Regions from separate parts of the Mus musculus genome. Here region 2 is linked to region 1. A link is a contact called in ENCODE Hi-C or POLR2A ChIA-PET data. All regions are on one chromosome and are shown on one strand. Each heading gives the region's core, a stretch centred on a gene start or an enhancer-like site at or near the end of the contact. The rest is flanking DNA. Distances are from core to core; before and after follow the strand shown. Region 1 holds the start of Socs5 (suppressor of cytokine signaling 5). Region 2 has its middle 35 kb from the start of Socs5.

What was found. A loop is a pair of places that touch in the nucleus more often than their neighbours do. ChIA-PET counts read pairs that join two places held with the same protein, here RNA polymerase II (POLR2A).
Region 2: a loop to region 1 is called in a map of heart, with 2.1 times the contacts of the local background. The contact joins the enhancer-like site here to the promoter of Socs5 in region 1. A Hi-C loop is called at or near these places in 3 of 37 maps with a recorded cell type or tissue (T-helper 17 cell and heart). POLR2A ChIA-PET finds 5 or more read pairs at or near these places in 3 of 5 experiments (Patski and embryonic stem cell).

The regions. Positions count from the first base shown.
Region 1 is chr17:87,105,744-87,109,001 of GRCm38, forward strand. Socs5 (suppressor of cytokine signaling 5) reads left to right here and starts at 1,936. Exons shown (of 3, transcript NM_019654.2): 1 at 1,936-2,304. Gm30510 (a long non-coding RNA gene) reads right to left here and starts at 1,604. Exons shown (of 2, transcript XR_877091.1): 1 at 1,515-1,604.
Region 2 is chr17:87,141,103-87,144,280 of GRCm38, forward strand. No RefSeq gene overlaps it. Among named protein-coding and RNA genes, the nearest start is that of Socs5, 35 kb to the left of the region's middle. Within about 2 kb of position 1,405, at least 1 of the 3 ENCODE cell types and tissues checked has a DNase peak (open chromatin) inside an H3K27ac peak, as active enhancers do.

The DNA.
Region 1 (3,258 bases), core at 686-3,185:
GGTCTCACAACTCACTATAACCCCCCTCCATGACCTAAAGCTTCCCACTAGCCTCTCTGTCTTTTAAAGGGTACACCACCTTCATGCCAAGGACCAAGAGTAATTCATAGGCCTGTGAAGAACATCCCAGGTCCAAATTATAGCAGATAGGGAGATGCTGGAGCAGTAAGAAAGTGGAGAGAGGCTTGTTCTCTGGTTCCAAGAGCTCTGGAGAGAAAGCTAATGTGGTACTGTAAAACAATACAAGGAACAGAGGAGGAGAAGGCTTGGGGAAGTTCGGAAAGTATGGGTTCCAATGTGGAACTTACTCCAATAGACAAGTAGAGCGGCTAAAAGCTGCTTAGGAATGCAGATCTGGCCCTCACTGACCGGACGCCGGACGTCCATCCGTGATTCTATCTGAATGGCTAGATCATCTCCTGTGCACTGTGTGCCTTCCAAATAAGAGGGCTGAGGGCCAGAACCTGCTACTCTCAAGGAGTCAAAGAGAACAGACAGTTGAAAAATAACTGAGAAAGCAATCTGAGGGTGTACAATGTTAAGAAAGGTAGGGTGGGGCTGAAAAGAGTCTAAGAAAAGCCTTCAAGAAAAAGGTAGTCTGCCGGTCCCACTGCAAAGCATTAAAGACTAAAGGTGGTCAAAAATCTCAATATTCAGCAGGTTGAAGTAGGAGCACCATTACCTAGAAGACAGCTTGGGCTACATATTGCGTTCCAAATCATGCTAGGCTATACAGTGAGACTGTTTCAAACAAACCGGACTAAGGTGTGTGTGACCCTATGTGTATGCCGCTGATAGAAGGACCACTTTGGGGAGATACGCAGGGGGAACAGACTACTGTATTTGAATCATGAAGTAAACAAGTCTTTTTGTCTGAGCACCGGAAAGTAGTATGTCTAAGAAGTGGCCAGTTAGCTTACGAGTGGTAACCACGGTTCTACACTTGATCTTAGCCAAAAGGCCAAGAAGCGGTGGTAACCACGGTTCTAAAGGGGCAGCTGAGGAGTCTCGCGGGTATCACAACCCCCCATTCACTTCTCTGTCCTTGCTGTCATTTCCACGGCCGGGGCGATCCACATAAAATGCAAGCAAAGAGAGGAAGCGACAACACCCCTCCCCTCGTGTATGACTCATCTTCGTGGCAGCTGAGAGCCTGGATAGGAAGAGTTGAATTCAATGAGGTGCCCGGTTTCCCGTTGAATATTGGAATTCAGTGACTCGGATGGCTCCATGCTGAAGGGAGCTAGGGAGACTCATTCACATTTTTTTCCTACCCGGCACTCGCAACCTCCATTCAGCATTTTCCCCTTGGTCTCCCTAACGGAGCCCAAAGGAACAAAGCTACTCCCCACCCGCACCTCGGGTTGACCTTCCACCCGAGCGCCCACCCCTAGCCCGTTCCACGGCCACGTGACCCTCTCCAGCCTCCTAGCCTCCCGGGCCTCTCCCCCTCCCCTCCAGTCCGAGCCCGCTTGGCCCCGCCCACCCCGCCCACGTGTCAGCCTCTCTCCCACCTGACTGGCTCCTCCCTCTTCGGCCGAACCCGGCCGCTTGTCTCAGCTGCCCGACTCCAAAATGGCAGCCGCGCACAGCACGCACCAGCGCGGCCGGACCTCCTTAACTCGCCGGCCTCCCCTCTTTAGCTCCCAGCCTCCCTCCTCCGGCCTTCACCTACCCGCCTCTGGATTGGCCGCCGGGAGTCCCGCCCACCTGGAGCCCCGCCTGCCATTGGTCACGGTAGGCTGCCCTTCAGAGAGGCGTGGCCCAGCCCGCCCCCCACCCCGGGAGGTATTTTCCATTCCGGTGGGGGGCTGGGGGGGCGGGGGGAGGGGAGAGGGTGACGAGGGGGAGGCGGCCGGGAAGGGGTGGGGGCTGGCGGGGGCATCCGGCCGAGCTGGGGTCCCCGGGCTCCGTCCGGAGGAAGCGAGGCTGCGCCGCCGGCCCGGCAGGAGCGGAGGACGGGACGCGCGGGCGGTCGCGCTCGCCCTGTCGCTGACTGCGCTGCCCCGGCCCATCCTTGCCTGGCCGCAGGTGCCCTGGATGAGGCCGCCGCGCGTGTCCCGGCCGCTGAGTGTCCCCCGCGGTCGCCCGGCGCCTGCCCTCAAGCGGCCGCCTCTCCTTGCCCGGGTCCCCGTTTTCCCCCGGCGCAGTCCTCCTCCGGTGGGCGCCTCCGCACCTCGGCGCAGGCGGCACGGCCCTCGGGCCGGGATGGATCCGCCGGGAAGAGGAAGACAAGCCGGGGCGTTGAGCCCCTGCGCACGGTGCCGCCGCGCGTAGTGGGAGCTTACTCGCAGTAGGCTCTCGGTACGTCTCGGAGGAATTGCTTTTCGGTGGGAGTCGGGACACCTAAGGGGAAGAAGGGGTCGTCTGGGGCCGATAGGAGGGCATTCGTCATCGGGGTCGTGGTGGGTCGAGACTGGGTGGGGGAGGTCGTCGGTGCCCACTGCCAAGGGTAGAGGGGGTCCAGGCAGGTCACCTAAGAGCTCCATAGCTCCGACCTGAGGGTCCTCAAGGGCGACGATAAAAGGTCTACCGGGACGTGAAGGAAGGACCGGGGAGCGTGGATGCGGGAAAAGACTGGAGCATCTCTGGGGGGTTTAACCTGGGGTGGTTATTACAGGATGCGGAGGCGGCCGCAAGGAAGACCCCGCTCCAAGTCCTTGAGCTTTTAATAAATGGTTCTTTGGTGCTGGGACTTGGGCATTCGAGTAGCTGAAGCGGAGTGAGTTTGTGGAGAGGGAGTTGCATTGACAGAAGGATGCTGAGGAACAACGTGAATACCCTTGGTTTGGTTCTCAACTTTGAAGGCTATGGGGGTCAGCCACGAGCTTTTGGCATTTTTTTATTTTGGTGTTCCAAGCAAAAGGTGGCTGGCTGCTGGACTTCGTCAGTGATTCCTTATTTTAAATTGTATGTATATATTTGATGGGGTTGGGCAGTTACCAGTTCTCCTGGACATTCTTCCAACTACACCTTGACATTCTTACAGCAGCTTCTCATCTACACCGGAGGCCTGCTCCTTTCAAAGTTAACACTAGGCTAGACTGTCCTATTACGATTTACTGACATTTATCCTAGAAGACGATTAAGTCATGCTTGCTTTTAACTGTTTCTTTACAGGGCCGTGTAAAATTGAACTGCATGTTCTATAGAAGTTTAAAAATGGTTTCTCTTTAAGGAATGAAATGAAAAAGATGCTGGTGTTAGAAGGCTCTGCTAAAATGAGCTCGAGTGTTCTAACAGTTGGGAATTTAGTCA
Region 2 (3,178 bases), core at 155-2,654, 35 kb after region 1:
CCTTGGCCATATACTAGGCTCTCCTCTAACTTAAAATCTCCCATCTCGCCTAGCCTATATTCTACCATGTAACTGGCTTCCTGTGCTCAGGTACCATGCGTCTGTCTTCTCACATCTTCCTGGGTCAATCTCCCACACCTGGCTCTATCCCAGAATTCTTTGTGCCTCCGGGATGTCCCACCTATTCTACCCTTTCCTATAGGTCATAGGTCTTCTTAATTGATGGGTGATGCATCCATACAGTACACAGATAATCTCTCTACAAACTGAACGTCTGCAAAAAGGGGAAACAAACCTGCCCTGGATGGAGTCCAGACGATGCCAGTATTGTGGGTCGGTCACTTCTGCAGGCACCAGGTCTTGGTTTGTTCATCTTGGTTTTGTTTCTGTGCTTGGACTTCCGAATCTAGAGTATTTTACTGGCTGAGCATCTCTCTTTTGCTCAAATTACCTTTCTTCTTTCATCAGGGGCATTTACAGTGTTCAGGGAAGGCCTAGGTCTTAGTGGGGTAGACATGTTCGTTTTCCTCTGTGAGGCTGGGTGCAGGAACTTCCCCAGTGGCCTAGGAACACCAGGGACCCCACTTGCCACAGGAGGTGGTGTAGGTTGGGCTCCTGGAGCAGAAATCCTGGGTGGGAGGGAGCTGTTCTCGGGCCTGATACAGCACAAGCTGTGCTTGGTGCCTGGTGCATTGTCACCACACAATCTCTTTTTGTCCTATAACGGTGAAAATCTGTCATACACTAAATGGTTTTGTGTTTTTCCATCTTCATAAAATGGGTGCAGTTATGCACTTAAACCTAACTTTTACCCTGATTCTCTTTCAATACATGATAAATTATTTTATTTGTGCTTGTCTTAAAACTACGACATTTTAAAAACAGTTGAATCGTAATACTTTTAGTTTCATTATCTTACAAATATTTTGTGCCCTTAAGTGTAATTGAGACAGTGTTGAATTTTAATACACCAAGAGACTAGTGAAATGTCTGGCTGAGTAGTTCCAACTTTGAGAATTCATAAATTGTGCCACTAAAATACTGTCTCTGCTTTTTAGCAATTTCTTTCTTGATAAAGAGCCAAAAGTCTCAAATTGTTTTCTAGAATTCGGTGTTTGCGTAACAGCTGTCACGGAACTCAGAAGTGAGTCCTGCAGGGAGCCTTTATGGGAAGGTGAAATAGACCACTGTCGGCAGTAAAACGGCAACTAGATTTTCTTTTTAAGTCAGAGTCAGAATTTCTTTGGAAATAAGATGATTCTTGGTTTCTTTCCCTGCTTCTGTTGATAAAATGACCTGACTTAGGACAGAAGGGTTTGTTTTAGCTCCCACTTCCAAGTCCGCGGTGACGTCACCCCTACAGCCAGAGGAGCAGGACAGATGCTGGTGCGCAGCTCACTGGCTCCATTTCCTGCAGTCCAGGGTTCCCACTGGGAGTGTTCCTGCCCACAGTCAAGATGGTCTCTCAAATATAAACCCAGAGCCCCCGCCCCTCCCCCTGTCCTCGCCCCGCCCCCTTCCAGATAACCCGTTCCTGTCTGACAGCTAATACCAACCAACCCCGATTCTATCCAGGGTTTGGGAAGTCGCTCAGGTGTTGGTTTTGTGTGAAGAATGCGGATGTGTTTTTCTGCCTGGCTCTTCCGAGTGTGGGTCTCATGGAGTATGCCAGCAAATGGACCAAGCTCTGTTGTTATCATTTTTGGCCGTGGCTTCTCCAGCCTTGCTTGCCAACATTGCATTCAAATAATACTTTTCTTTCATAAGGTCAGAGATTTTTTTTTTTAAGCATCCATGTTACTTTCCTAAAGTTCTGTGGGTAACTTCTCATGAATTCCAGTACAAAAAAAAACAGATGTCTACGTAGGCATGCATATGATTTGACAAATACAGAAAATGGAAATAATTTCTTCTATGCTAATGACTTGAAACCACATAGGAACTTCGGTGGAACATGAAAGAGTAGTATTTTGGAAATTGAAAACTACTTGAGGAGCAGTGGGGTTTTAAATGGTTTGCGATTACAGTCTCACAATTCATTGAATTTGCCCTCTGCAGGACAGGACAGGTGTAAATTGCCCTTCCATAAGAGTGAAGAGACTCAGTGAATGAGCCATAGAAATGGGCGTTTGTTCCCTGCCTTGTGGACAGGAAGTTGCCACTCTAGGTAGCTTTGAAAACCACACAAGAGATAAGGAACTTCGTGGCTGTATAGAGAATGAGGAAATTCAAGGAGAAGGTACACAGCAAACGAATACTGAAGAGAGGCCTCGTGTACGCAGAGCCGTCCAACTGAAATCCGGGTCTTAAGTCATACGATACTGGATGCTGTTTAACTTTTAACGAAGAGCAATGCCCTCGAGCCAGCAATCATCTGTGTATTGATGCGCTCCCTGGGAGGTGGGACATGAGAGTGATTAGGGACCGAGGCTGAGGGGGCGCCTGCCACACGAAGGGTCTTAGAGGCTGAGGGGAGCCTGCCACACGTGTATGGTCTTAGGCTTTTTTGACCTTTGTTTCTTCCTGTCACTAATCAAATAAAAACCTCACAGAGCCATATTTGGAAGTTTCATCAGAGGAGGGAATACAGCACCATTATTGATTTTTAGAATTCTGTGGCACATGGAGATAGAATAATTCAGTATCCGCTCGTACGTCAGAGCAGTTTATTCATAGCAATTTGTGGTGCTGGGAATCAAAGCCAGACCGTGTGCGTATGAAGCAAGGGTTCTACTGGGGAGCTACCTCCTACTCCTTACTGATTGTGGTGGGAAAGAACAATTTTCTTCCAAGCATGTTAACAGTGTTCCATACTTGTGGATTATTGTCAGCCTGAGTGGGCTGTGCCCCGGCTTGGCTGCTGTTCATCGGTGGGTTTCTCATTCCCGACAGGGCCTGATTTCTCACCTGCTTAACACGGAGGTGTGGAAATATGAAACCAAATAATCTTGGAGATGTGCATAGCACAGTGCCTGGCATGGGTGGCTGTTCTCAGTGTCCTTGTACCCATCTACACACAGGAATCCAGAGCGCCTAAGTGCAAGGCCAGTCTTCCTTTCTCTACGAAAGGCTCCACTAAAAGATAAATTGAACCCGTAGTTCTAATTGAAAGACTGTTTGTTCAATATGGGGTTTTATAAAAGGACATAGTCAGAATGTTGATACATTACCTCTGAGC